2 separate regions of the Homo sapiens genome follow, and region 1 is linked to region 2. The links are chromatin contacts, found by Hi-C or POLR2A ChIA-PET in ENCODE. All regions are on one chromosome and are shown on one strand. Each heading gives the region's core, a stretch centred on a gene start or an enhancer-like site at or near the end of the contact. The rest is flanking DNA. Distances are from core to core; before and after follow the strand shown.

Region 1 (3,047 bases), core at 127-2,626, 170 kb after region 2:
GCATCATCATGCGGCGGCGAACAGTGTCAAATGGATAGGAAGTCAACCCGGCAACAGCAGTGACAGTCTGTGCGATCATCCAGCTGATGACGATGTGAGTGTTCTTGGGATCCGGAAGCATTCCTGGGAATAGGAAAGAGATGCTTTTACCAAAAAGCAGAGTTTTACTGACTTCCTTTCCCCACATCCCCTAAACACGTCATCTGTACACAAGGGTTGCATTGGATGATCTTGGCTTCCTTTAGCAATTAAAAAAACAACTCTTTAGCTCTTGGACTGTTAGGTTGGTACAATGCTCTTTTAAACTGTCTCCTAAGAACACAACGTTAAAGCCCACAGCAAACTTACCCTTTGCAGTGTCATAGATACCGAAGTAGGCGGCTCGGTAGATGATAATACCCTGCACAGACACGTTAAAGCCTTGGTACAGGCCCTTAATCCCATCAGATTTGTAGATCTTAACCAGGCAGTCACCGAGGCCTCGGAATTCCCTTTCAGCTCCAGCTTTACCCACATCAGCTGCTAGACGGGTACGGGCAAAATCAAGAGGGTACACAAAACACAGGGATGTGGCCCCTGCGGCACCACCCGATGCCAGATTCCCTGCAAAGTAGAGCCAAAACTGGGTTCTCTTGTCCACACCACCCAGGAAGATCTGCTTGTATTTATCTTTGAAGGCGAAGTTAAGAGCCTGGGTGGGGAAGTATCTGATGACATTGGCCAGGTTACCGCGCCAGAAGGACAGAACTCCCTGCTCCTTGGGAATACGGACCACGCAGTCTATAATGCCTTTGTATTGCTTATCTGCAGTGATCTGCTTGCTGGCATGCTGCACCTAACAGACAGGAAGGAAGCCAACAGGGACAGTTATAACCATGGGGAAGGGAAAGAGAAGAGCTTATGCCATCTCGATCAATGCCCTTTAAGGTAGGCTCCCCTCTCTCAAATCTAGTCTTCGTATATCATACTGGCTGGACCCTCCCAACCCTCTGAGGCTGTCACAGGGGAAGAGGTGATCTGCACCAGTAGCATTAAGCCTCCACCCCTCTGAGTGGAGAGGGGGCATCCTCCAGCGGACCCGTGACCTTCAGACCTAGGAGAAAGGTCATTACCTCAAACCCAGGTTCAGAGGCATTAGGGCGAGTCCCACATAGGGCGCGGTCACCTTGGGGACCGCAGCCTACGCCTCAAGTCTCCTGAGCTGCTTCCGTCTCGCTCCGCCCCCACTCCGCTCCCAGAGGTGACCCGAGCGCCGCCGCCGCCAGCCCTACACGCTAGCCCAGGAGCGCCCTCTAGAGCCGGCACTGGAGAGCGCGCGGCGCAGGGAGGCAGGCGGAGACGCGGCGGCAGCGGCCGCGGCTGCGCGGGGGCGGACGTAAAAGGCACACGCGCTTCCCGGCGCCGGCTTCCGGCCCGGCGAGGTTTGAGCGCGTCCGCGGGCTGGGAGGCCGCTGGACCCGGGCGCATGGCCTCCCCCGGGCAGTTATCTCCTTGCCGCGACCTTGAGGTCTTCGGTAAGAACTGGCGTTCCTCTTTCTAACGCCGGCTTTCGGCCTTCGCCCTTGACGCCCAGGCCCGGGGAGGCCGTCACTCAGAAACTGCTCCATCCGAGTCCGCCGCCTCGGAGATGCCGAGAGCCTGGTCCTGCCCTCTGCCCCCGGCCCCTTCCTAGACTCACTACTTCAGGTCACTAAAGGCGCCTCCCACCAGTTTGACTTCTGTTCTGCCTCTGCGCCCCGCTCTGGCCTCTCCTAAGCCGCTTCCCTGGCCATGTCTTTAGAGTTCGCTCCCCGCCACCCCTCGGGCGCCCGCCTTCTGTGCGACCCTTCCCCCCACTTCCTGGTTGGGCTCCTGGATCCCAGGACGTACCTGCAGCAGCAGCTTGACCCGCTCGATGGGCGCTACCGCCGTCTTGGAGATGGCTGCGGCCACTCCACCTGCCAGGAAGTCCTTGGCGAAGGACACAGCGGCATCTGTCATGTTGAAAGAGGAGGCAGACTGCTGCAGGACGGGACTGGGCCGGGAACCGGCTTTGACTCCGGCGCTGCGGGGCGGAGCGAAGCAAATGGCCGATTTATATAGGGGGAGCCGGAGCTGGAGCGGCAGGCGTCGGAGGCGGGGCCGGGGCGGGGTCTGGGCCCCGGCGCGCTGGGCGGCAGAGCCGCTGAGTGGCCCAGCTCGCAGGAGGAGGAGTCGTGGAGGGCGGGCCGGGACTGCTCTCCGCGCCGCCCGTGCTCGCCCTCGGCACCTGACCCGGCGAGAGGAAGGGGCGGGTCCAGAGAACACCCGGGACTTGAACGCTGGACCCTGAGAGAGGCCTCGGAGAGGGGAGGAAGGGTGAGGTCACGATGTGCCTGGACAAAAACCCTTGGAGCAGGACCAGGACTAGGGTGAGACGCATTTGCTACAGGGATGCCAAAAGAACCCTTCAGTCATCGAGATAAACAGTAGTCAATGCGATACTTTAAAAAAGTCGTATGGGCAAACTACATCCTACTGGCCGGCCCCCTTGTTTTGTAAATAAAGTTTAATTGGAGTGTCAAGGCTGGGTTTAGGGTGAGGCAAGCGAGACAAGGTCATGCAAGTGCAGGTTGGGATCCTGTCTGTATTTCAAATGTTGATCATTTGTTCATCATGGATTTTTGCATTGCTTCTGATTTTTTTAAAATAGTACATGAAAAATCATTTGTCTTAATTACTGAGTTGTTTTTCACCAAGGTGAATGCCTCACTCTTCCCACTCTAGACCGTGTGCTGTCCTGGAGCCAGTGAAACCAGACGAAATTAAGGGAACAGCAGACGAAGGAACTGCCACCGTGCCCCAGACCCTGGTTTGCAAATACAGTTCGACAAAGATCTTGCCAGGAATTGGCCTGGGAGAGTCCAAAGGACTGGGCTGGGGGTGGGGAAATGATTTTAGCCAGAAGACAAATATAGAGGTTGTACCCAGAAGGTTAAGAGGCTTAGGAAGGTTAAGAACTACGTTAACATTTGGCTCCCAGGACCCCAGGTAAAGTGCCCTTGGATTGAATAGATTTCTGAACTCCA
Region 2 (3,131 bases), core at 129-2,628:
CACTTTCCCAGGAGTTCTTAGGTTCCCCTCTTCTGAGCTTTATTGCAACTTGGCTATCCCTCTATTTTTGTAGTTGTGCACTGAATTGTATTTGTCTATTTGTATCTATTCTTCCTCTAAACTATAAGCTCCTGAGAGCAAGATTCCATCACTTCGTTTCTGAATTCCCAGTGCCTCACACAATACTGGGAACAGAGATTCCACAAATATTGATTGGATGGATGGATGGATGGATGGATGGATGGATGGATGGATGGATAGATAGATGGATGGATGAGTGGATGGATGGATGGATAGATGGATGGATGGATGGATGGATGAGTGGATGGATGGATGGATGGATGGATGGATGGATAGATGGATGGATGGATGAGTGGATGGATGGATGGATGGATGGACAGATGCATATATGCTGTTGTCCTACAAGTGGTGCAGACCAAACATTCTTTTGAGGGTTCTGACTGCTGAATTTAGATTGTGGTGCTACTGACTGTCTTAATAAGTATTTTTATGATATCACAGTTTTTCATTACTGGCATTTTTGTAACCTTTCATTTACATTTTCAGTAGAAAAGAGAGGAGGTAAATTTGCAGGATCTAAATACACAGATTGCAAGGCAACGTCACTGTTAGACATTTTGCCTCTCGTTTCATCCATTTCTGCTTCTGCTGGCCTTCCTTTCAACATACTTTCAATACCCCAAATCCTGCTATGCAGTTGAAAACGAGGCCCACTGCGACTTTGTGAAGCTGCGGGAGATGCTGATTCGGGTCAACATGGAGGATCTGCGGGAGCAGACCCACACCCGGCACTATGAGCTGTATCGCCGCTGTAAGCTGGAGGAGATGGGCTTCAAGGACACCGACCCTGACAGCAAACCCTTCAGGTACCGCTCCTGCCAGCCCAGCCCAGCCCAGCCCAGCTCAGCTCAGCCCACTCAGGTGGTGTGGAAGCCTTCCCCTGGAGAATTCACAGGGGAGGCGAGACACGGGTGCTAAGACCTCAAGGAGCAGGGGCGACTCACTTGCCAGTTCTGCTTGCCTGTTCACCCTTTGCCTCTGCACACCTGCCAGGAGAGCTGTGGGGAGCAGGCTTGGGAAGTACCGCCGCCTTGCTTTTAAGGGCAAGGGAAGGGAGGATGCCCAGAGGACCAGCAAGGCTGATCACCACACACACATGCACGCATCCATGACAGCTCCAAGCAGCTGCGCTGGGGGGAATCCCCAAGCTGGGGCCCTGTTCCACGAGGTGGCAGTTGGTAACTGTCCTCTGCCCCTCTTTCTTCATCAGGCTCCTGGCGCTCAGACAGGTTTCTAGTCTGTTCTTTACCCATTTCCCCATTCTCAAACCCAGATAGGACCAGGTAGCATGCCCTTGCCATGCATCGATGAACTGCAGGCTCTCCAATTGCTGTCCTTAGTGTCTGCATTCAAGTGCAAGTTCTGTTTTGACCGCAGGATGTTGATCATCACTGCCATATTTCTTAAATCAGAATGCTTTTAGAGAAGGGGAATGTTTTTGAAAGCAGGTTATTATGCAGAGAGGAGTAATGCGCCAAGTAGAAGTGTCTGATCTATATGCGTGATGTGTGAAATAAGCCCCACAGTTGAAATTACCACGTGGTGCCCTTTATGGTGGTCAGGCATTAATAAGCAAGTGAGGGAGATGTCTACCAGTTAAAAAGGCTTTCAAAGAGCCTCTGAGATCTTACTCTACCTGTGCACAGCCTAAAGCTGGCCTGGAGTCAGAGCCTAACCAGTCCCTTGGGGATATTTGCTTCAGGAGGGACAGGCTCATGCCCTATATACTGACAGGTGGGGCTGGGGGAAGCCATGCTTGTCTTTTTCTGGTGGGAGCTCCCTGGCTGTCTTCCCCACCTGCAGCTTTCATCTGCATTTGTAGAGGAGTAGGTGTGCCTCCACCTGGTCATTTTGTCTCCTTCCCTCCTCCTTCACTCCATCCTGAATACCTCTGTTTCCTGTGTCTTCGCCTTCTTCACTCCTTCTCTGCCAGCTCCTTCCCATGCTGCATGTAAGCATTCTTGTGCTGAAGAAACTCTCCCTTAACCCTGCTCTTTCTTACCAGCCTCTGTCCTGTCAAGAAGTCCTTGACAGGATGAGGAGAAAGAGTTGTTCTATGTTTACTGGTTCCTCTTCCCCATCTCTCATTCATTCCTCAATCCACTGCAGTCTGGCTTCTGTCCCCAGCATAACCACTCAAATGCCTCTCTCCAAGGCCAGGAATCGCAGACTTGTGGCCAAGTTCAATGTGGCCTTTGGTTTCCATCTTATTTGATATCAACGCAGCACTTTATGCCATTCCCCACTGCCTCCTTGAAATGCTCTCTGCCTTTGGCTTTTCTAGCACTGGCCTGGCTGATTCTATTCCTATCTCTCCTACTATTTCTTCTCAGCCTCCTTTGCAGGCTCGTTTTCTTCACCTTACTCCTTTAAATGTTGATATACCCCCCGGGATTCTTTCCTAGAGCCTCTGCTCCTTTCACTTTCTGTTCTCTTTGCAGCTGGTTCTTTCTACTCTCACAGCCCTAATTACCACCTAGAAGTAGATGGTTCCCAAGCTAGTCTTACTTCTGAGGTCTAAACCCATTAATCCAACTGCATCCTGGATGTCCACTCAGACATCCCATAGAGGACCTCCCCGAAAATCAAGCTCTGTACAAATTCATCTTCTGCCCTCTTAAGCATGTGTCTCCAACATTCCCTGTTGCCATTCATGATACCACCATCCACCTGGTTGCCCAAGGATAATCAGAATTACCTTTGGCTCCTCCCAAGTCCTGGGAGTTCTGCTTCCCTTACTGCTCCCTCCATTCCCTCCCAGCCCTTAACATTAAGATCCTATCACTTCTTCTTTTCTTTTCTTTCTTTTTTTTTTTTTTTTTTTGAGACAGAGTCTTGCTCTATCGCCCAGGCTGGAGTACAATGGCACAATCTCGGCTCACTGCAATCTTGGCTTCCCGGGTTCAAGCGATTCTCCTGCCTCAGCCTCCCCAGTAGCTGGGATTACAGGCGCCCACCACCTCACCCAGCTAATTTTTGTATTTTTATTAGAGATGGGGTTTCACCATATTGGCCAGGCTGGTCTTGAACTCCTGACCTCAAGTGATCTA

Evidence for each region. A loop is a pair of places that touch in the nucleus more often than their neighbours do. ChIA-PET counts read pairs that join two places held with the same protein, here RNA polymerase II (POLR2A). Pooled maps may share reads with other maps.
Region 1: a pooled map shows a loop between it and region 2 (4-fold over the local background). The contact joins the promoter of SLC25A5-AS1 here to the enhancer-like site in region 2. A Hi-C loop is called at or near these places in 6 of 50 pooled maps. POLR2A ChIA-PET finds 5 or more read pairs at or near these places in 5 of 52 experiments (B cell, BJ, Caco-2 and 2 more).

The regions. Positions count from the first base shown.
Region 1 is chrX:119,467,449-119,470,495 of GRCh38, reverse strand. It overlaps SLC25A5-AS1 (SLC25A5 antisense RNA 1), which reads left to right and starts at 1,376. Exons shown (of 1, transcript NR_028443.1): 1 at 1,376-3,047. It overlaps SLC25A5 (solute carrier family 25 member 5), which reads right to left and starts at 2,052. Exons shown (of 4, transcript NM_001152.5): 1 at 1,870-2,052; 2 at 349-835; 3 at 1-123. The coding sequence starts at 1,980. RefSeq lists silencers at 1,263-1,502, 1,993-2,372.
Region 2 is chrX:119,634,783-119,637,913 of GRCh38, reverse strand. It overlaps SEPTIN6 (septin 6), which reads left to right. Exons shown (of 11, transcript NM_145799.4): 7 at 719-887. Among named protein-coding and RNA genes, the nearest start is that of MIR766, 10 kb to the left of the region's middle. Within about 2 kb of position 1,378, at least 3 of the 41 ENCODE cell types and tissues checked have a DNase peak (open chromatin) inside an H3K27ac peak, as active enhancers do; they include B cell, where a contact is called at or near this core.